3 separate regions of the Homo sapiens genome follow, and regions 1 and 2 are each linked to region 3. Evidence: chromatin loops called from intact Hi-C (ENCODE). Cell type or tissue: heart left ventricle. All regions are shown on one strand. Region 1 overlaps CMSS1 (cms1 ribosomal small subunit homolog). Region 2 overlaps CMSS1 (cms1 ribosomal small subunit homolog). Region 3 overlaps CMSS1 (cms1 ribosomal small subunit homolog).

What was found. Hi-C counts contacts between places; a loop is a spot of excess contacts. Peaks named below come from ENCODE experiments on the same cell type or tissue, not always from the same donor. Only the 100,000 strongest peaks of a DNase experiment are listed, where the experiment ranks them.
Region 1: a loop joins it to region 3, with 1.9 times the contacts of the local background. A loop is called at or near these places in 16 of 110 quality-filtered maps.
Region 2: a loop joins it to region 3, with 2.9 times the contacts of the local background. A loop is called at or near these places in 18 of 110 quality-filtered maps.

The regions. Positions count from the first base shown.
Region 1 is chr3:99,941,892-99,949,891 of GRCh38, reverse strand. The region is part of intron 1 of CMSS1 (cms1 ribosomal small subunit homolog); the gene reads right to left. All of the region lies in intron 1 of FILIP1L (filamin A interacting protein 1 like), which reads left to right. All of the region lies in intron 1 of LOC105374010 (a long non-coding RNA gene), which reads right to left. Among named protein-coding and RNA genes, the nearest start is that of MIR3921, 19 kb to the left of the region's middle. RefSeq lists a silencer at 480-680. In heart left ventricle, no CTCF peak of the experiment used is centred here; no DNase peak of the experiment used is centred here; H3K27ac peaks cover 2,422 bases.
Region 2 is chr3:99,878,126-99,886,125 of GRCh38, reverse strand. The region is part of intron 1 of CMSS1 (cms1 ribosomal small subunit homolog); the gene reads right to left. The region is part of intron 4 of FILIP1L (filamin A interacting protein 1 like); the gene reads left to right. The region is part of intron 1 of LOC105374010 (a long non-coding RNA gene); the gene reads right to left. Among named protein-coding and RNA genes, the nearest start is that of HP09053, 58 kb to the right of the region's middle. RefSeq lists an enhancer at 7,787-8,000. In heart left ventricle, no CTCF peak of the experiment used is centred here; no DNase peak of the experiment used is centred here; H3K27ac peaks cover 4,215 bases.
Region 3 is chr3:100,003,086-100,011,085 of GRCh38, reverse strand. All of the region lies in intron 1 of CMSS1 (cms1 ribosomal small subunit homolog), which reads right to left. The region is part of intron 1 of FILIP1L (filamin A interacting protein 1 like); the gene reads left to right. The region is part of intron 1 of LOC105374010 (a long non-coding RNA gene); the gene reads right to left. Among named protein-coding and RNA genes, the nearest start is that of MIR3921, 43 kb to the right of the region's middle. In heart left ventricle, a CTCF peak has its summit at 4,027 (motif pointing right); no DNase peak of the experiment used is centred here; H3K27ac peaks cover 6,586 bases.

The DNA of each region.
Region 1 (8,000 bases), 61 kb after region 3:
AGCTGATTAAGAATGTCCTTGGTAATAATTGTGATGGATTTTAAGGAAAATATGAACAAATCAAAGAATTATTTCTACATGTAAGTCTCATTCTGATTCTCAGAACTTAGAAGACCAAAAAGTAAAAATTCTACTTTAGATACATAATGGCTAAAAGAACCACTACAAATATTTCATTGTGCAACTCTAATCACCTTTTAAGTGTTGTTGTACCTTTCTGATTAGGAAATTATAACATAAGCACCATGCACTTCTTTGTCTTTCTTAGGAAAATATTAAGTACTTTGAAATACAGCCATGTTAGTGCCCTGAGAAAGATTCCAAGGTTGCTATAGAATTGTTTGTTTTTCCTTCTTTCAACTGATAAAACGTACTGCGAGTAAAATTGCCTGTTGAAAGGTGGGACTATACGTGGAAGCACAGACAGTTATGCATTCCTGACTTCCTCAAGTAAAGAACTACTATACAACTGACTTTTTAGACAGAGCTGAAGAACAAAAATCCTAAGTATATTTAAATATTTAACCAAGAAGCCAGTTGCCAACTATGGAGGGTTTTATTTAAATTTAGCTTATTAAAAACAAACAAACTGAATCATACAAATATGTCAAAATAAAAATTGAGGAAACCAGCCTAAAGTTTTTTTGTAGGCCTAGCCTCAGCATTTTTAGAACCAGGAGGTTACAAGGCAAGTTTTTCTTTAGTTATAATCTTAACAATAAATCACTCTGGCTACTTGCTCACAGATTTTTGGGAACTTTATCCTGCTTTCACATTTATGAAATATTCCTCCCAATTTTTTTTGGAATTTACTCACCAAAATTTATGTCAGGTGGCATTCAACTAACAGCTGTATGCTAGGAAATAAAATGGCTAAAGGATTCTGGATATATCTTGAAAGAATTGGCCACATTTTTAAGACCACACAGTTATGCAAAAAGACCCCTCATAGTATGGATGTGTGCTGGTTACAGTGTGCAGTTTACAATGAGGGTGTCCAGTCTCTAAGTCCTGCTGAGAGGGAGTGGGGCAAATCAATCTCCAGATCCTTCCAACCCTGATGATGTCTTATGATTCTGAGGCTCTCTTCTTTCTTCTCTTTTTCTTTCCTTTCTCTTTTTCTTTCCTTCCTTCCTTTTCCTCTTTTTTCCTTTCCTTCCCTTCCACTTCCCTTTCCCTTCCTCTCCCTTTCTCTCTCCTTTCTCCTCTTCTTCTTCCTCTTTCCCTTCCCTTCCCCTCTTTCTTTCTCCCTCCTCCTCCTCCTTCCTCTCTCTCTCCCTTCCCCTCCCCTCTCTTTCTCTCTCCCTCCTTTCTTCTCCTTCGCCTTCTCCTTCTTCTCCCCCTCCCCCTCCCTTCCCCTCCCCCTTCTCAGGCTGAAGTGCAGTGATGATATAATCATGGCTCACTGTAACCTCCAATTCTTGGACTTAGGTGATCCTGATCCTTCTGCCTCAGCCTCACGAGTAGATGGGACTACAGGTGTGCATCACCCTACCGAGCTAATTTTTTTTCTTTCTTATTTTTACTTAATTTTTAAAAAATTTTTTAATTTTTTTATTTTTTTGGAGAGACAGTCTCACTATGTTGCTAAGGCTGATCTCAAACTCCGGGGCTCAAGTGATCGGGTGTGAGACACCATGCCTGGCCTGAGACTCTCTTTTCTAAACAAACTTTGGTTCTTCTCTCCATGTCCTATACCATGCAATGTTTTAGTTTTTGGTATACTGTTTGGTAACCATGTTTCTAATGCACTACTGTTAACTACTTATTTTTTGGACATAAGACAGCATTAAAATGATGACATACTCTATAAATCAGAAACAGAATGTTATAGCTTTAGAATAAAAAATACTTATTATCTTACCACCACCATTGTCTACACAGCTCTGCTTTTAATTTTGTTTGAAATATGCTCTACAGGTCTGATTCTCATATTTTTTATTCAAGTCTATATGATGAGGTAATCTGTAAATATAATAACAGCTTCCTCCATGAAAGGAAAAAATGTGCAAATAAATGTCCTATTGTTAAAGATGAATTATTTGGACAAATATTCTAAATTCTTATTTCATTTTCAAATTCTCAACTTTCAGGGCCTAGAAAGGTAGTATAGTGGTCTACCCCAGCAGTATACATGCCTTCTATTTTTCTTTTTACCTTATTAAAAGTATTCAAAACAATTTTATATTTTTATTTGGTAAGGGAAAAAGAATTTAGAGGGGAGGTAGAATAATGATTATGAGTTGCGATTAAATCCTGCAGCCACTGTCATCATGACTTTAAAACAACGAACAGATATTTTTCTCAGCCGAGGACAGTTCTCATGGACTCCTGCCAGTTTTGTGAAGTCCAGACAAAGTCAAGGTTCCTTTTTAGCTCTGGGTCCCTTCTGGATCCATAGGGAAAAGGCCACTAAGGTGAAGGGGGTGGGGCAGGAAGGACTGGAGAGTGGTTAACTAAATATCCAATAATAGGAGAATGGTTACATAAATAATGGCACCTCCATACAATGAAATACTATGTAGCTATCAAATATCATGGTATGGAAGATTTATGACAATAGCTAATGTTCCCTAAACAATATGTATAGTATAACAGATACAAAGATAAGAAAGTCTATGGGAAACTATACAAAAGGTCAAGGGTATAAATCTCTGCGTGGTTGAATTAAAGGTAAATTTTAAAAATTCTTTGTGCCTGCTTCCCCATTTTTCAGTGCTGAATATATTATTACTTTTTTTTTTTTTTTTTTTTGAGACAGAGTCTTGCTCTGTCGCCCAGGCTGGAGTGCAGTGGCACAATCTCAGCTCATTGCAACCTCTACCTCCCAGCTGCAAGTGATTCTCCCTGCCTCAGCCTCCCGAGTATCTGGGATTACAGGTGCCTGCCACCACGCCCCGCTAATTTTTGTATTTTTTTAGTAGAGGCGGGGTTTTGCCATGTTGGCCAGGCTGGTCTTGAACTCCAGACCTCAGGAGATCCGCCCACCTCTGTTAGCACCTGTGCAACAAATGACTGTATCCTTGATGGAGACAGTGCCTATTGGCAATTTGGTACTTTGTAGTATAGAGCCAGCAAATCACTACTTTAAATACTGCAGCCAACATACTGGAAGAAGCAGTCCCTACTAAAGGCTAAAAATAAGAATACTGTGGATTCAGGCCTCCAGATGTAGCCACCACCACGTTAAACTACAATCATCCCTCAAATACCTTCAAGTAATTATGATGTGCATGGTAACTTGTACTGAAGAGAGTGGGTTAGATGCATAAAGTCTTAACACTAAAAAAAATGGCATCATTTGCTTTTTTCAGATTAACAGTCTGTAAGACCAAATGCCTTCAGCCCATTCTTTAGCTGCAGCTACATCAACAGGGCAGTTCTGATACAGACATGAAATCATTTGTGTCAGAAAACACTACCAAAAGGTTCAATAATAAGAAAGCAGTCTTTTGTTTAGCAGCCACACAGAAAAGACCTTTGGATACTGCTTACACACCCTTTCTAGGATGAAAACTCCTTTTCCGTAACAAAAAATTTCCAAATTCTCCATTGATAGTTGTAGCTTTTTCTATTCATTGACTGAGTGAAGACATAGTTATAAAAGCCTATAACAAATTCAGAAAACTTTAAAGCAGCTTATAAGCTATCAATCACAATAGTATCCAGGGCTATTCTGAAGATGTAATAGACATACCCAATTTTTTAAAATGCTTTTGCTATATGGATTGCAGGGCCCCTTTTGTCAACTCTGAAAGCTCCCAGGAGTTCTGGGCTTACAGGTTGAGAATGACTATCATAAAGCATATATTATCTGATGAACCAAGACCATAATTTCAAGAACTTTATCTTTTTATTGGTTATTACTAGAAATACATCTACCAACTGTCTGTATGCACACACTCACAAAAGAGCTGCTAGGCAGAGGATATGAAAACAGCTATGAATGAGTTGCACGCTGTGGACACAAAAGCATGTGTGGCACTTCTAAGCCCAAGGGCTTCTCCCACTGGCTCTGTGACAAGAGGTTTCGCATAAGAGGTGGGAACGTGAGAGCCCTGACAGGGTTTCTCTTTTTAAAAAAATTGGGGTTAAAGTTGACTTCTCTTTCCTTATGAAGGCTTCCTGTGTCAACAGGCTGCCAGCCCCCAACCCCTAGCAAAAACAGTGGCTGCTCCTAAATGCCAAAATAATTGTCTGGGTTTTGCATGCTGAAATTGACTTGGCAGGCTCTCTACCTTGCAAGGAACACAAAGAGCTTAGTTTAGTCTGTGTGTAAATGCTTCATAATCATTGCTAAAACATCCAAAGCAACATGCTTAAGGGAGAGTAATGATTCTTTGTTTCCCTCCTTAATTGTAAGCTTCTGACATCCATTTATTTACTTACAGTTCCTAGCAGCAGCCACCCTCCTTAGTCAACACGCACTCTTGGCTGCCCTGGGTGCTTTCTAACAAAGGGCTATATGGAACCACACACAGTGGGTGGAACCCCCAAGCTCAATCTATCCCCATTACCACAGACCTCAGAGAGTCTGAGGTCCAGATCTACGCAACAAGGCTGGGAAGCAGTCTGGGTAAGCCAACCTCACCTCATGAGGGAGTATGGGGAAAGCACTCCTTCGTAGCGATGAGTGGGACTTTGGAAAGGGTGGAGATGGCCCTTCTTAGAGGAAGACATGAGAAGAAACCTTTTATCAGTCTGAAGAACCCAGGACTTAACCCGAACTCATAGGGTCTAGTCACAGCCACATGACCACCAAAAAGCATCAGGGAGAGCACAGCAGGGTGACTGCTTGTTCTGTGTATTTTCCTTGATGCTTTTTGATGATTCTTGATGATTTTTGACTTAAGCAGAGTCTAAAAGCTGTTATAAGCTCCTGCTTTATAACAACTCCCTCCCTACTGCCTAGAATGAGCCGAATAATGAACAGTAGTGAAGAAGCTTGAATTTAATTCACTCTGTGCCTTCATCGCAGATTTGACCAAACCTAGGCTTTTTCCCTTTCTCCCTGGTGATCTATGTTTTTTTCTCTTCTCACCACTTTGTGATGCAGGTCTTTGGTGAAAGATACTGGCTACTTTAATTTTATTGATATAGTCAGTGCTGCACCATAATTGCTGAGATGTCTCTCCCAACTTTACACAGATAATTCTTCCTAAAGAGAAGGAATTCAGGCATTAGAAAGTAGGCTTGCAAAGACTGGGTGGGCTCTGAAGCCAGTTTGAATTCCTGTTCTGCCACTTGCCAGTTCTGTGGCTTGGGGCAGATTAACTTAACCTCTTTAGGTTTCGGTTACTTTAACCCATAAAGTGCAGATGAATCAGAGTACTACCTTACAGGGTTGTTTTCAGTGCCTAACGATTTAGTGTGCACAAAGTGCCTTAGCATTGTGCCTGCAGACAGTAAATTTTGTGTTGCTGTTGTGTTAGAGGATTAAAAAAGTCTTGCTTGGTGGAGAGACAGACGTGACAGCCTGGGTGAGTATCCCCCTCTGAATCAGCAGCCTTTGTCATCTTTTTTGGAACAGCTGTAGCCAGCTTGGACCAAGAAGTCATTTCATGTTACGTCCCTCCAAACTGGCAGGATCATAGTTCCCTATCACCTCTCTACTAAACAACAAGCACTGGTTCTTGGCCAAATCCCAATTTCTTCAGCTTGCCAATCTCCATCTCAGTTAGGCACAAAATAACACACACTCTTAAAATACTTGTTTAGCACTGACTAGAAGAACTCCCTCCCTTTGGTGAGGTAGGGCCTGAGTAATGTACTCTCCTCATGATGCTAAAAATCCACTAGTTATTTTCTTATCTCATTTGATGTTCTAAGAGGGAAGGCATGTCTGCTGAACCAAGAGATAAAGTTGTATCATTATGACATCTCCATTAGGATAAGCTATGAGTTCCTATCATGTTCTAGGTACCAGGCACAGCATCTTGTATGTGTCATCTCTAATCCTCCCAATAACCCTATAAAACACTGAGCCCTGAAGAAATGAAGTAGTTTGACCCAATTTGGACAGCAGAAGTTGCGAGGGAAGTAAGATTATAACTCGGCCAGGCCGACTCCAGAGCCTATGCTCTTTCCCCTGCTGTCTACCATGCTGTTTATTACTGCTTTGCTTATATTTGGATTATAGAAAATAGACTGAAGCTCCAAGACACCAAAGATGTAATTTTTTTTTTTTTGAGACGGAGTCTCATTCTGTTGCCCAGGCTGGAGTGCAGTGGCGTGATCTCGGATCACTGCAACCTCCACCTCCCGGGTTCAAGCGATTCTCCTGCCTCAGCCTCCCGAGTAGCTGGGACTACAGGCGCATGCCACCACGCCCGGCTAATTTTTGTAATTTTAGTAGAGATGGGGTTTCACCATATTGGTCAGGCTGGTCTCAAACTCCTGACCTCAGATGATCCACCTGCCTTGGCCTCTCAAAGTTTTGGGATTACAGTCATGAGCCACCATACCCGGCAAGATTTAACATTTAACCAAAGTAGATGGAATATGAAAAATAAAAGCCCGGAGTTATTAATCCAAATGTGTAATGTTATTGAAGGTTTTATCTTATGAAGCTTATTCTGAAAAAGTGTCAGGGCTGACACATTTTGGAAATGTCTTCAAACCTCCTTTGAAGGCCACACACAAAAGCCAGTCCCATTATTTTAATGTCATAATTGGTTCTTTTGACCAAAATAGGCATGAGCTGACCACTAGATTCACTAGATTTGTTTTTAAGGAACCTGTTCTTGTTATCAGAAATTAAGTTCGCCTTTAAAGAAACAGGCTTTGCCCCAGCTGAGGGATATTTCAAAGCAGATGACTCCAAAAGTGGAGGTCCAAAGTTGTTCTAAGCAGTGGTAATGTTGTTAAAATGAGGTCACAGCAGCTCTTTGCCCCTTGAAATAATTCTCTCTTGGCTCCTGGGACATAGTTTACTCTCCTGTTTCTCTGTCTATGCCTGATACCCAAGCTTGGTGCCTTCCTTCTTCTTTTCTCCCCTTTCCCCCATGGCACTCTCTTTTTTTCTTTTAAGAAAATCACCTCTTGTTTTTCAGTTTTTTTTTTTGAGACAGAGTCACACTCTGTCGCCGAGGCTAGAGTGCAGTGGCACTGTGTCGGCTCACTGCAACCTCTGTCTCCTGGGTCCAAGCAATTCTCCTGCCTCAGCCTCCAGAGTAGCTGGGATTACAGGCATCCACCACCATGCCCGGCTAGTTATATTTTTAGTAGAGACGGGGTTTCACCATGTTGGCCAGGCTGGTCTTGAACTCCTGACCTCAGGTGATCCGCCCGCCTCGGTCTCCCAAAGGGCTGGGATTACAGGCGTGAGCCACGGCGACTGGCAAGGAAACCACTTCTTAAAATGTTTATGTATCCAATATGTGCCTAGTGCTTTCTTTCAAATCTTTTATTATGAACATTTCCAAATATACAAAATGTAGAAAGAAGAATAAAACCCATGTTCTCTTTACCCATCTTCAGAGATCCTCAATATTTTGCCATATTTATTTCACCTCTATCCCCTGCCATTATTTTTTTCTGGAGTATTTAAAAGTAAATCCCAGGAGAACATGTCATTTCACATTTAAATACCTCATTATGCATCTGGAAAAATAAAAAGCACATTCTTCACATAAACACAATGCCATTAACACATCTAATAAGATTAACAGTAACTTCTTTTTTTTTTTTTGAGATGGAGTCTTGGTCTCTCACCCAGGCTGGAGTGCAGTGGCACGATCTCGGCTCACTACAAAGCTCCACCTCCCAGGTTCACGCCATTCTCCTGCCTCAGGACTACAGGCGCCCACCACCATGCCCCACTAATTTTTTTGTATTTTTAGTAGAGATACAGTTTCACCGTGTTAGCCAGGATGGTCTAGATCTCCTGAAAACAGTAAATTCTTAATATCACCTAATTTATAGTTCACATTCAAATTTCCTTAGTCTTCTTTTCCCACCTCATGGATAATCAAACCAGCTGCTATCAAGGCAACATGCTA
Region 2 (8,000 bases), 120 kb after region 3:
CGTCCATGTGCACGTGTGCACACATAGAGTGTTCTGTTTGAATATTCCACCTTCCTTGATATAGAAAGGAAAGTGTAATACCTCTTTTATCCACTCAATTCCTTTACAGTGAACAAACATTATCAACAAAGGTGGATTTTTAGTCAGAAATATCCTCATGCACAAAGAGTGCTACTAGTTGTTGGAGGCTACCATGACTCGCTGAAAAGATACTGCATACAGCCTTTGGGAAATAGATTCCCCATTCTAGATTTACAGAGTTGAGCTGTATTGTTCTTCATTTCTTGTTGTTGTAGTAGTTGGTAAATGTACACAAAAGCCTTCAAGTCTCTGTGTGTACATGTGTGTGTTTGTGTGTGTGTCTTTTGGGCAGAGAGGAGGGAAGAAGAAGGGAGAAAGATATCTGTTCCACAAAGTTTCAACACATAGTAGCCACAAATAGATGACAGAGATATATAGACAAATATTGTTTTTAACTAAAAGTCAGTCAGCCACCTTTCAGAGGTCAAGTGAGCCCTAAGCCACTTTTACATTTTGAGTCTACTGATGTATTTTTAAAAAGGAAATGAAGAAGTATCAAAGTAAGTTTATGAACTTGTGCTAAATTTTAAATCCTTGAGTTTAACAAAGAAATTTTATTTTTTGCCAAAAAAGGGCACGACAATAAAATGTAATTGGGCTAGTCATAATTATAACTCTAAGGGGCATAGTCTAGTAATGGGACAAATTAGCAATAATAAGATAAGTTTGTACTTCTATAAATCTTAGAATGCATCAGCATTTGAAGATAAATCTCAGAGTCAAAGTGGAAGTCACTGAGAGTCAACACCAGGTCCCCATGAAATAGCCCTACAAGCATCCAATACAAATAAGTAGGCTGAAAGAGTCTCTTTGGTATTACTAGGGCAATAATAGCCTCAATGGTAACTGAAGGCTGCTTCTGTGTGTTTCCAAACTCAGCTGGAACAGTTTCCATTAGAATTGATTATGTTCAAAAAGAAATCAGCACTATTTTAACTTATGTTTTGTCAAGAAGTGACTGAGCCTATAGTTGACTGCTGAAAGGAAACTCTGCTCCTGCAGTTTTTTCCCTCAAGTCCACAGGCTGTCAGAACAGTATCGTAGCACAATTTTCCCCACTTGCATGGTTAAATACCACCCCAAAGAAGAAATTTCCTTAGCAAATAATATTTGTGGTCAAGGAAGTAAAGAAACCTGATTAAATGAAGGAAAAAAATAGTTTCTGGACACAGGCCTTATCAGTATTCAGCTGCTTCAAAAGTACAAGAACCAAAATCTATACCTGTAAACAGCATTCCATGGTATCCTGTATACACATTTGCCTCAATGGTTAAATTGTACAAAAATGAACTGAAAGCTAACAGTCAATAGGCAATAGCTGGGAGTAGTTCGCACATGATTGTTATCTCTTTCTTCTGCTGAATTCAAAGCACTTCCTTTCATTCATTTCCTCGTTCTTTAGGTTTGCAGAATGCTCACTTTGTGCAGGGTATTGTGCTGGTCCTCCTACAGAATCCCATAAAGTGGGAAGGAAGTTTGAGACATCAGAGACAGCAGGTAGGCAGAGTGACTGACAGACAGTAGGCTCTTAATAAATAACAGCAATTCCTTTCCCTTCCCTTTCCACTCCCTGGAACTTCTTTATAGAGGTTCCATATTTGAGCTATGAAACTTAAATCAATGTCATAATCTAACAAGATAACAGATTCAGAAATCAGCAATACATGAAAATAGTTTAAAACATGGTGTGGTAGGATTTTAAGTGATCTTTTCCATGTACTTTCTATTATTGTTGTTCTAACACTGATAGCACCATAAATAAAAAGGGAGAGAAGACAAGGAGAAAGAAGGGGAAAAAGGACAGAGAGAGGATATTATATGAAGCAGAAACATTTTAGAATTCTTCAGTAAAAAAGCACTCCATTCTGGCTTGAGCTTTTCCCATATGCATATCCCTGAACAGGCTACTGCACAGCCTGGGTCTTAGTTCCATGAACTATAAGGGCTGCTAACTAGATAATCTCCAAGATCCATTCTCACTCTCCTAGCCCATAGTTCAAGTCCAATGAACTAAATAGCAGATGAGAGAAGTACAAAGTTCTGTAACTCTCTGTTAGTACTGTTTACCCCCTAAATCCAAATCTTACTACAAAACACTGAGTGTGATTTTCCCCAGAAGTTGCTGGAGTCAGTATGCAGTTCAAACTCTGGTGCCATCATTCCCTAGCTCTGTGATCTTAGACAAATTACCTAACCTCTCTGTTCCTCAGTTATCTATCCCATAGGGTTATTATGTGGATTAAAGTTGTTACTATTTGTAAAGCGTGTAGTGTCTGACATCAATTAAACATTAAATGTGTCACCTATTATTGTTTTTGTTATTATTATAACAATGAAGTCATACAAACAAAACCAGTATAGAAGTGATTATCCTAGATTATCACAGAAGCAGTACATGATGACAACATTTGGGTGTGCAGTTGTTCATTAGAAGACTGATGATCAGTAAGCTCTTTGACTCAACAGTGTGATATGGTTGTCTAAAATGGTAAGAAAATCTGTTTATACAACACCCCCCAGCCAACACACACATTCACATAGCCTATAAAAGGGGAGGATAACTCTGATAATGCTGAAATAATCATGATGAAATAATCTGTTCATTCTAAGCACCAACCTTTTGGACACAGGGTGTGAAAAGACTAAAATGATATAATATAGGAATAACTGAAGACTCAAGACAAACTTTTCAAATATTTAAAAGACTTTTATGTCAAAGCAACGCATTTATTCAACATGGTGTCATGGAAAGATGAAGAACAATGAGTGGAAGTTAGAAGCAGCCAGTTCTCAGTTTGGAATGGAATGGACTTGCTGGGGAAGTAAAAAATCTCTGGAGCTGTTCGGCACTGATTAATAACAACTAGACTGTGCATGTACCAATTCTTAGATAAAACACTGAAGTTTTGAGAGATAATTCAATCTAAGCGTAGACACAAGACTTTTGACATATCTTCCAAACCTGCATTTTATGATGTAGACTGGATGCTTAGTGACATAAATTATAATAGAATTTCTCATGTACAGAACCCCCAATTGGCAAGCATGCAAGATAATGGTGTTACATGATAACACAGAAATTTATATTAAAAGTTCAGACATCTCCATTAGGGTTTTGACATGTGGCCAATCTTAGTGGCCTGAGATGATAAGCAGCAATCTATAAATCTCCAATTTAAAACAAATGCAACAAAAGAAAACATTTCTAATCCATAAAGTAGACAACTAGCTCATTAATGTTCCAAATTAGTTTTGCAGTTAGTATAAGCTAGGTAAATTACTCAATTATTAATTGGGATTTCAGATACTAATCACACTGTTTGTGCCATTTTTTCATGTTTCCCAAAAGAAACATTCAGTCCCAGAAAACACAGTGACTGGGTCACCAATTTACTGTGTGACCTTGGGGCAAGTCCCTTAACCTCTCTGAGCTCCAGTTATCTCATCTATTTAAAAATGGGAACAGAGAGTGGCAATAAGAAGATCAGATGTTTTCTAAGGCCTCTTATACCCTAAAATATGATTTTATGAAAGGATCATTCTTCTTAATAAAACTCTAAGCACACCTTTTACTCTTAATTTGTTCATTTTTCTCAGTGAATACATTTCCAGCCATTATATGAGGAAGTGGAAGATTTAGTCTTACCACCACCACTGACTGCTTATATGAGACAGTTTTATTTTGTCCTTCTAGAGTCTGGAAGAAGTTGCCAGACAAAAGGAAAGGATTTTACAATTAGAAGCCACCTTCATATCAAGCAATTAACTACATAAATAATGGACAAAGCAGAATTTGGAACCGAAAGGGACGTTTTAAAATGTAATTTTCATAAAAATAATCTTAGAAGAAATAGTTTTACTCTTATTTTTTTACTTCCTGGATGCTTTATTTTCTCAGGCTTTCTAGGACCATTTCAATGAGTCTTGAAGTTTATAATTAAAATTTATGCTCAGGAATTGCTCTATTTGAGTTCCAAAGATAAAAGAAAACATATAAATCCAATTTACCTAACTGTTCTACTCTTAGTTGGTCAACTATTCCAAAGACATCCTAAACTATTCCAATGACTTCAAACTAACAAAACTTGTTCAATTGTACTTTGAATCCACAGGTCTTTCTCTGCAAATACTTACCCTGAAATCAAGCTCCACATCTACATGGGAAAATCTGTCAGTGGTTTCTTTAAAAATGTATTACTTAAAAAAGAAATGGGTCAGTCACGGTGGCTCACGCCTATAATCCCAGCACTTTGGAAGGCCGAGGCGGGCAGATCACCTGAAGTCAGGAGTTCGAGACCAGCCTGGCCAACATGGTGAAACCCCGTCTTTACTAAAAATACAAAAATTAGCCAGGCGTGGTAGCACACATGTATAATCCCAGCTACTAGGGAGGCTGAGGCAGGAGAACTGTCTGAACCCAGGAGTCGGAGGTTGCAGTGAGCCGAGCTTGCACTACTGCACTCCAATCTGGGCAACAGAGTGAGACTGTGTCTCAAAAAAAAAAAAAGAGAGAGAGAGATGGGCTACAAATTATATGACAAGGTCCCTTTAAAAAATGGACTGAACAAAGCACTGAGAACAATCTGTACTGGCAAGGGACAGGGAAGATGACCTAATAGGTCTTTTCCGTCTCTAATTTCTGTGATTTGGGGGTTTTTTTTCACTTCTGCAGTAATACTTGTGAGTTCAACATTTTCTCAAAACTATTATTAGTTACCAAGGAAACACAAAATGTTTGTAGGAATAAATAAGCAAATGGACTGGACCTAAGTAACAGACTTTTCCTGCTTCCCATTTAATAATCTTACAGTGGCGTCACATTACCAATTCTTCATTCTTTCTAAGTCATTCTACTTACCTACTAGTATGCTCACTAGAGTCCATAGCCAACTTATGGCATCCCCTGTAAACCAAGGGTAGGAAGTCTCTTACCAACAGATGATTCCTTATTAAATAGACTTCCTTGCTTTGTTTGATGAGGAACAAGACCGTGGCAATGTTAGGGGGCCAACAGGCAGTAGTTGGCTTTGTGACCACCAATGCTAGGGAGAATATGTAAACATGCGCTTTTAAATAGCCCAATGTCTACAGAAAAGCCACTAACATGATTCAGAAATATATAATAAAGGCAAAAAGAAACATAATATACATACACATATACATACACATACAGGGTCCATCCACACTACGAAAATGATGCTTTATAAATGCTTAGAAAAAGACTAAAAGAAACACAGTACATTGAATTGTTAATAGTTGGCAGTATTCATGTGGTAGGACTACATGTAAAATTTTTTACTTTTATGCATTTTCCAAATTATGAAGGGTGCCTATTAATTTTAAAATAAAAAAAATTTTAAATTAATTTTAAAACAAAAAAATTTTAAATTAATTTTAAAACCACAAAATATCATCATTTTAATGTTTTAATAACAAAGGACTTCCCATTCCCTAGCATCACATGGACACTACTACTGTAATCACTTCTCAAGGTACATATGTCACTGTTCTAGAGTCATAGTCAGCTGAAGTATGAGCAGAATAATTGGAAGCCTTCTGGAAACTCTGCGGACCATATATAGGCCTGGGACCAGAGATTCAGGCTACAGATAAAAGTAAAGAGGGTCTATATATATAGACCTGCAGTTCATATATATATTCAGTTACTGCAGTTTATATGTATATTAAGGTCTGCTGGTTAAAGGCTCTTTTAAGTACAGTTTAAGTGCGGAGATATGGTATATTTCATGTGGGTATCTACATGTACAGAGCCAGACAGGTGGCACCCAAAGAACTGAAAGAAGAGTGAAAGAAGAGTGAAGAAATGAGGTTGATTAGAAAAATGATTGTCTAGGGCATGGAGAGAAGGTTCTTTTACCACAGACATCCCCTTTGGCTCCACATTCACAGTTGCCTACAGGTCCCTTCAGCCTTCGTCCTAAGTTGTGTAGCAGCAGAGGAGAAGGGATCGGAGAGTAGAAGCACAGGATCGGATCCATGGCAAGGTTATCCAGTGCTCAGTGGCAAAGCTGCTTTGCAAGAAGGCTGTGGGTAAGGTGGTAGAAGGTAGCGTGGGGTGCAATAAACACCGAAAGCTCATATTCTGGCCAATCCAACTGTAGTCTGAAGCAATGCAGGACCATGGAACTATACCTCTCCCTATGCAATCCTGGGTCTGTTCCCACTCTGTTCAGCTTCTTATACAGGACCAGGTCCATAAGACCAGGTCTTATACAGGTCTTGCTGTTTTTCTTTGTACATGACAGTGTTTCCATATATACTATCTCACAGAGGCAAAGAAGCAAACATGTCATATACAAAGTTAGCATTACCATCTCATAGCTCAAAGCAGAGCTCCTAGGGAGCAGAGCGTACCAACTGCTTAAATGACCAAAGGACCAGCAATGAAAATTTTGGGTAGCTGCAAGAAACATCCTATTAATTACTGCTTCTTTGGCACTTACTATACTTGGATGACTGAAAGACATGACCAGTCAAAAGAAGAAACAAAGGCAGGGAGAGAAGACATGAAAGAAAATAAGAGCAGTTACTTCAAAAAGAGGAACTGGCTTGATGTGATTAGCAGTATATTAATGGTATTTTTTAAAAGTTAAATAATGATGATGTTGTAATTATGGTCAGTAGCAACTGACTTCACTAATAACACCTGTTAATGTGGTCATTGTCATGGCCTCCTGACAATTAGCTCGAACCAGGGAAACTGGTGATATTAAGCTGTCTTTGACATAATATAATATGGCTAAATCTAGTTGGTATCTCCTTGTTTCTTGCCTTGTTACCTACAAACCCCTTCTCCCGCATTAGAAAGCAATGAACTTGGTAGAAAAATTTCTTTGTATCATTTCTAAATAACAGTTTAAAGCTAGTGCTGATTTAGATCATAAACTCAGATTACTAATTGTAGAAAGGACCTTGGTGTCTAGGTATGCTTATTTGTAGTAAATTCCTGATTAAAAAATGAAAAGAAAGTCACAAAAGTAATTGGACAGAACAAGGTTAGGAAGTAAAACTCTCTCATCCAATTTTGAGGCACAGTGATCATAACTCTACTATTTTCACAAATGAAACCAAGAGAATTTCACAAATGAAGAAAATTTCAGAAACCAAGAGAATAAAAATTACATCTCAGAAAGAATTTTGGTTGAAAGAGGGAAGGAAATAAAAGTCTACTCATCTACTTATGTGGCCAATGGCGCACAATGCCAACAGCTGGTTGGAGTTTGCAATACACCACCCAGGGTACTCTTGTATCAGTTAAAGGTCCTGCTCCCTCAAAACCCTTGACTTTCGTTTGAAGTGAAATGGTGATGATATTCTAATTTTACTAGAACAAGATACGTTGCTGCCACCTTCCAGAAAACTGTCAGTAAATCCACAAATCCACAAAAAAGAGGATGAGTCTTGGCTTTCCCAGTTCAAGATTCAGTCTAGAAAATAAACAGAAACTTCTCAGTTAAATCTGAACACTCCTTTACCAAACATACCTCTGAGAGATTCTGAACAAACTATTAGGAGAAGACAAGACTATTTATGTAGAAGAAGGCTATATATGTAAGACTATATATGTAGAAGGCTATATATGTAAACATTGCTTTAAATCCCTGTATCATTACTTTAGTAGCGGTGTGACCTTGGTCAAGCCACTTTAGCCTTCTAAATGTCTTTATCTGAAAAGAATGGATCATATCACATCAAAATGTGTTGTGAAGATTAAATGATGAAATGCTTGTAGAGCACTAAGTATGGTGGTAGGTATGATCTAAAAGCTCAACAAATGAGGGCTATTAATATTGGTTCCTGAAGACAGTGGTCACATAACTATGACCTCACTTGGAAAGCTGAGTCATAGCTGGGTCAAGAGACTGATGTTTCAGGAGTAACACATTAGTAATGTAACC
Region 3 (8,000 bases):
TATTATCACAGACCACAAGCCCTGGTACCATCCTTGCACCACAGAATCCTGGGTTTGTACTTCCTAAATTGTGTATTTTTCTATTTCTTCTGTTAAATAACTGTTTTAAAAGGGGCAATTATTTGTAGACTTAAACTATGATGCAAAAGAAAAACTCTCAGCTGGGCGCGGTGGCTCACATCTGTAATCCCAGCACTTTGGGAGGCTGAAGCAGGCGGATCATGAGGTCAGGAGTTCGAGACCAGCCTGACCAACATGCTGAAACCCCCACCTCTACTAAAAATACAAAAAAAAAAAAAAAAAAAAATCCGGGCGTGGAGGCGCGCACCTGTAATCCCAGCTACTCAGGAGGCTGAGGCAGGAGAACTGCTTGAACCCGGGAGGTAGAAGTTGCAGTGGGCAGAGATCGAGCCACTGCACTCCAGCCTGGGTGACAGAGGGACACTCCATCTCCAAAAACAAAAAAAAAAAAAGAAAGAAAAACTCTCAGATGATATAGAATGCTTTAGCCAACATGTATAGAAACATGTTGAGGAATGCCAGATTGTCACCAAATACAACTGGAAGTCACTGCTCTTAGTTGGATTCTCTGAAGTAAGCATGGTCCTTTCTAAATACCATTAAATATAATAACTTCTCTACTTCTTGGAGCTCTAAAAGGCAAAATTGAGGACAATAGCTATAAAGAGGCAGGTTTCTTTCAATAAGTGTTTTTTGACATGTAAATATACTCAGTTACATGCCTTTTTTCTTGTTTCCAAACCTCCCCGCTCCCCAACTCATTTTTTTTTCCTTCCATGCAGAACACAGTATACTACTAAGGACAATGTTGTGGGGGGAAAAACATACTGAGAAATCACAAAAATGACAGTTTACATCATTTGATAAAAATAGCAATACTTTACCAAATGGAAAATTCCATCAAATGAAATGTGGCTCCAATCAGATGACTTACCTAAAAATAAGAGAGACAGAAAGAAAAAAGTGAGAACTTGGTATGGTACTCAACCCTCAATATACTAGTCTGTAAAACATATGGTAGATATCTTAACAACTGATGGACAATCCAAAACAAACAGAAACTATACCAGATCAGGAAACACCAATTCCTTTAGAAACAGTAACTAATGTTAGAAAGGAAATGGTAAACATGGAGCAAAAGCAATGGTGAAAGAAAGTGGTATTTACTTTCAAACCACTTGGCTCTCATACATATTTTAAGGGGTCAGTTTTGAAAACGTGGACACGTATACATATAAGGGCTACAGCTAAACCATACATTGCACTCTCTTTCTCAAGACCTCTGGTTACTAAGAGAGAGACAATCAAAGCTGCAGACTTTCAAATATCTTTGCCTCCTATGACTCAAGAAAAAGGTGCCAGTGTATCATGTGCTACTGTAATTTCCTCTGTTGACTTTCTTTCCCCTTAACACTTAGATGTTTTGGCTGTTTGCTTTTTTATTTTCCAAAGTGAATACTGATGTTCATGAAAGGTGCCAGATTAACAACCTGGGGAAATTAAGAGCTTGGTCTATCAAGTGAAAAGGCTCAGTGTAGTGGAGGTGACGAAAGTTTCCCCTATACCGTGCTTGCCTATGTGCATTAGCTCTGACCCACAGTCACCCCAGCCCTCTAGTCTTCATGGTCCATTAATGTCTTTGACTGCTCAGGTTGCTAACAGGAGCAGACAGTCTTGTTTCTGCTTTTAATGCTATCATTATTATTACCACTACTGCGAACTCTAACTCCCTCAGTGAAATTATGGGGAAATTTATATTGGCTGCCATTTTGTTTCAGGACAACAGGAAAATAAATTGAACTGAAGATAGATCTTATATTCTTGATAATACCGTAGGTTAAAATCCAAGAATTTCTTCAAACAGGAGGCAAAGCTTTGAGTGATCAAATTGAAACAGGCCTCAGTAAGTTCAGTCACTTGCACTCAATTTGAATTCTCATTCGGGAATATTCTAATATTTAAAGGCCAAAGAAGCTTTATTTTTCCTTTTAAGTCTACTGCAAACCAGTCATTTTTATTATTTCTTAGCAACTATGGTAAAGGTTTGGGTGGATGTTGAGGCTAAAACTATCGTTGCATATGAAATCTGAAAATCAATGTCAAACAGAAAAAAGTTTCTTTCCTATATTTATAGGTGTTCCAAGTTTCTGAACTATGTAGGCACTTTGTAATTATTAATTAATCCCACCCATGCCCAGGAATAAAATCACTTTGCTGCATCTAGTCAGATGACCAACAACTGTTTATTGATGACATTATGCTATTTCTGCACGCAAAATACAAGGGCCAGAGCAAGACAATACTCCTCCTAGTCTAGAGTTTATAACAGTAAGAGAAGCAAGGCTAGCAAACATATGCAAACATTAATGGTACAATGAAGTACAATGCTGAATGTTGCTGTGCAATAGACTTATAATTACTTAATAATTATTTGGAAAGATCATAGTATTAACCCCACCATTGTTCCCTGTCTTTGCTATTGTCCTTCTTTTTGTCAAAGACTATATTCTTTGCAGCTAGAGTAGATTTCCATCTTGACATCACCAGCACTTCCTCTAAATTCTAATCTCTAGAAGTCCTGGAGAATGAGAATTGCAGGATACCAATGACTACAGCAAACACATGGTAACACTTATATGAAGGGTACCCTGGCTGCAACTCATATGAAAATCTTGGAAAATTTTAGTTTGGGGAACTTTGGCTGCTTTTTTTCTTTGCCTTGCATAGCCTTTATCAAGCAAGTCCTTATGGTATTAAAACATTTGGCACTGGTTCAAGTCTATGCTATTGCTGGCAGGGAATCTAATTGGGAAGCAGGGGTGGAGTAGTTACCTTTATCAGGAATGACCTTAAAGTTATGGAAAGGCTCCTTCCTTCCCACTGCTTAGTAGCCTTACTGAAAGCTTTAAACCCAGATGTGAGAAAAGAGAATGTCTCCAACAGCAGCAGCAATTTATTGTAATTATGTTAGTAAAAACATTAGGAAGGTGGAAAATGTTATGTCAACTTGGAGGAGGGAAACACTTTGTGTACAGGTCCCAGGCAAGGTTGTGCTGGGGAAAACAACCATAACCTATAATTCCCAGGGAGCCCTCAGTTTCCAAATTTGCAAGAAAATTAGGAGTTAACTATTTTAAAAACTAGTAACTATATGCAATGCATTACCCAGTGGGTGAGAGACTATAAGAATCTGTTCACTAACAGACACCAATAGACACCTGTCTGTACTCCCTCAGTGGCTGGCAGTGGCCAATTCCCTGTTACCACTAGATAACTAATATATTTTTTCTATCAGTACTATATCACAATTGGTAACAGTGGCAGTCAAAGCAACAAGGCCCATTTTGCCTACACGATACTGTAGCTTCCATCAGTGACACACTTTTTTGGTTTAAGGCAATTTAAAGGTTGACCTTGAAATGCAATTAGAGCAAAATCTGTACACTTTCTGGGCCAATTCTGGGCCTCTCTGTGCCTCAGTCACATAACTGAGAGTTGGTTTTGTCCCTGACTCTCTTCTTCATTACATAACGGATCTCTTACTGTTTCTGCTGACTAGACTTTTGCATCTTTCATGATTTGATTTCTCTCATTTCATCTTCTCATTTTTTTCTGTGGTGGGAGATATACAAGCAAGGTTTCCAAAATTTGATATTTCACACAAAATGCATTAGCGAGCCATGGCAAAAATCTGTTTTGTGGGCAGACACATCATCAAAGCTCTCCTCTACATGGACTAGTTTTCTAGTCAAATAAAAATTTCAGGAAATAAGATATTTTCATCTCAAAAAATAAAAGCTAAAAAGAGTATGTCTGAGAGACTCAAACCATTTACTTTCATGGTCATGAAGAGAAAATAGAAAAAGCAATAAAAGCCTTAAGAGCAGAAAATGACAGGTGATTTCTCCTTTTCTTCCCATTTCAAACATTTACCAATAGGCTAATGAATGCCAAGGATGCAAGAAAAAGCGAGTCAGAAAACTGTAGGCCACAAGATGGTGTAAACCTCATGTGGAAAATACCAGCTAAGGCACTAAGAAAGCCAGTAAGTAATGAAAGATTTATAAAGATGAATATGCTCAAGTTTTGGACAAAGAATATACAGAACAAAACCAAACAAAAACACTTTTTAAAACAAGTTATTTTTTATCCTTCTCAATGCATATTAGAGATAGTTCAATTTTAAAAGCTTGCAGTGGTTTAGTAATCAAATAGCTTAAGACAATGCACAGTTCTACCCATCAAGAATGCTTGTTTACTTTGGCTGACATGCCGCAATTATTAATTTACTTATCTGATTCAAAACAGAGTAAGCTCTTACTTTTAATTTCCTAACTTAACTAGCAAACTCTGGGAGTCACTATGCTAAGGGCTGAGTGCAACCCAAGCTGGAATTTTTTTTTTTTTTTGGAAAGAAAAGATGTAAGATAAATGAGCTGAATTCTCATCATTCCAAAGCTGAGTTTTAACAGTACTAAACAAAAAGGGTAAAACTACAACTTCTGGGATTTGAATGATAGCCTTCATGACTATATAGAAAAAATACTTTTTTTAAAAGGAGACTTTGGGGCAGAAAATTATAGATGATAACCTCATGAAAAGCACTGAAAGATAGGAACCAAATTTATCCATTTGTGGGTAATAGTTATGATAATTATGGGGAAGGAGGAAAAAAGGCTGTTGGCAAAGGTATTCAAAGGAAGTACCTAACTATTCCACTCATGAAGAAATCTGGAGATTATTTAGGGAAATGACTTGTACAAAGGAAACAATTCAAAGACAACAAAAACAAAATTTAAATAAGAGCCAAAGATCAGTTGAGGGCTGGGGAAAACAGTTTGGGTTAGTTTCTGAGGTTATCTTAATGGGGTCAGCCTGTCTTACTGCCCCAGCCCCCAGAAACCACCAGTATACCTACCTGCATCCCACAGAGTTTTATAACTGCAACAAATTTTACCCAGAGGTCTACGGCTAAGGGCTTTCTGGTCTAATGCTTTAGGGCTTTCCAGAAACCTCTTTTCTATAAAACTTCTATCCCACTTCCTATCAAACTACCTTTCCCTTCTCTACCATTCTCCATTCTGGTTCTGGCATGTGTGGATTGAAAAAGCAATAGCGGAGGTGGGAATGAATGGGGACACAGCTGGTCTGTGGCAAAGAGATGGTGGGTAGCAAGCAGCTGCATTTTGGAGGATTAGGATCTTGGAAGCCAAAGAAAGCTTCTTCCAAGTTCTCTCCTTTCAGTTCTTTCCTCTCTTGGGCAATAATAGAAATTCCACAAAACACACAAACTTTCTGAATTCACAACACTCTTCCTCATAACCAAGTGTGTTTATTATGACTGCTAACATTTTCTGTGTGCCTTGTATTTAGATTTCTCTAAGAGTTTCAAAGAGGCTTATAAATTTCCATTAAAACAAATATTTCTGGCTATATTTTATAAATACAATTTAACTTTAGAATCATTGGAATTCAATTTGTTAAAAGGTTATTCTTGTAAAATTTGGTTTATTACACTACACTCACATTTCCTAAACCAGGGTTCTTAAAATCTAGACTTCATAAGAATTCTCAGGGATGCTATAAATATAGATTCATATTTAGTAGGTCTTGGGTGGAACCCTGGAATCTACATTTTTAATAAGCACCCAAGGAGATTCCTATACAGTGGGGGTAGAGGGACCCCACTCTGAGATCCCATCCTAATCTGAACCCCCTAACCTCCCAGCTTCACCTTTTTCAAGACAGCCTGTTTGAGTGACAGTAGTCAAGCAGTCACACTGAATATTGAGCCAAAAACACAAAGTGAGCAATCTGAGAAAAAGAAAATTATCACCAACAACCTTTCATTTTTAACAATACAAGGTGCTATACAAATACAGGAAAGAAAGGGAGGTTTCCTGGTTGTAACTCCACTTCCTTGAGTAAGATAAGGTTTGGTATTATGAATGAATTAGCTGGCTTTCCTATTCATAAGAGTTGAACCTTTACTGGCTTTCTGGTTACGTCCTGCTGCATTCTGGCACCCCTTTTCCCAGCATGATGACAGCCTTGTAGAGCCAGCCTTGATTTCTCAAATTGCAAGCAAATTAGAACCTAACTACTTAGAAAAGTAATGAAAGTGAAATCCAATATCTAATGGGTATGAGGCTATGAGAATCTGCTTGCCAACAGACACCAATAATTCTCCTGCCTCTAATCTCTCAGTGGCCAGATTTTCCCCACCTGCCCCATAGGGGGAAACTCAAACATTAAGAATCTCAGACTAGCTCAGAAGCCAGAATTCATTTTGATGACATTACGTGCTTCCACTTTTAAACCCACCAATCCTACCTTTTAGGTATTATCACTACCTAGTCCCAGTTCTCATTCCTCAACCCCCACCTATGGTGCTCTCTCTTCATGAAGCCGTCCTCTTTTGGTTTCATGACATCCTGTTGGCTACTCTGTCCTGATGATGATGATGTTTCTTAATTCCTTGTATCTTGGTTTTGACCTTATAATTGACTACAACTATTCTTTCAAACGTCACCTGCAACTAAATTTAATGGGATTTTCTTAATCCTTTTTCTCCACCACTCTGATGGGTGACCTCATTGGATTTTTCCTTCTGTTGGTTCTCCTCCCTTGGTTTCAGTGGTAACACAGTTCTCTTATGAACACAAAGAATATTTGATCTTCTCAGTATTAATCCTTCCAACCTGTCACAATACACAGAGAATAGAAGATATGTTCAGCTACCATTATACACAATGTTCTTGAGCCCAAGACAGTTTCAGTTCACTCTAAAGAAAAATCCCCTCCTTGATTATATGCAACCCACTATCATCCTACGGAAGCTGCATTTTACTTGGAGTTTAGGTTTCTTGGAGAATATGTAAGGGGGAAAAAACCCTCAATTTATGTCAAAATTACCTTGCAAATCCCCTAGGAAGGCATCATGCAGGAAGCCAATACTGTCTCTCAGTAGGCCGAATCAAGGTGGATTTTGCCTCCAGTTTTGGTAACCATCTGAGTAAGGCAAGATGCTTACCCTGAGAGAGGCAGGTGGGAACAGACATGTACAGAAAAATCAATATACACCGTCCATTTCAGGTTCATTCCCAGGCATAGACTCATTGAATACAACCTGAGAAGACTTGTTTGCACAATGTAAATTTTTATGCCTTCTCTCTTTATATTCATTTGCTGAGCAGGTGTAGTTGAACTCATGCAAAGTTAGTGTTTGTATGATACAACTTCAACATAGAACTTAATGGTTATTGCTCAATAAATATACATATGTCTATGCTCTTGACTTTTAGCATCTCAAGGGTAAACAAACAACAGAGGCAGACACTAGATCAAGTATGAAGATCATAGATCAAGTATGAAGATGACCTTAAGAAAACTGGAGAGTTTTCTTGCAAAAACTTCTCGAGTACACAAATCAAATATACTTGTGATGCACTGGAAAAAACACTGTACTTAGTGTCAAGGGACTGAGATTCTAATTCCAATTCTGACACACATTAGCTAAGTCACCTGGGCCATCTACAAAATGGATACTTCACAGGGTTGTTTTGAGATTCAAAAGAAAAAATGCATGTGAACGCATCTATCATAGTCACTTGCACATGGTAGGCACTTGCTACAGGTTTATTCTAGGTGCATTGGTTAAACTGAAGCTAAGAAGACAAAACAACCACGTAAGGGAAGAAAACCCTGACAGTGCTGGGCATATGGCAGGTGCTATGTAAGTATTTACTGCACTACACTGAGACAGAAATCAAGCTGGTTTGACTGAGTCAATGTGTAACTTGCCAGTTCTAACATTCTTTTATTTTCTCCACATGGTCATTGGTATGAAGTCCACTTATGGCTTCATAAACATGGGCTTACAACAAAAGTGCTTCTAATCAGATTTGGCAGGAAAAGGAGAGAAACACAGGGTGAGGTAAGTGTGAGGCTACAGTGCTGAATAATAGGGATGGCAGTAC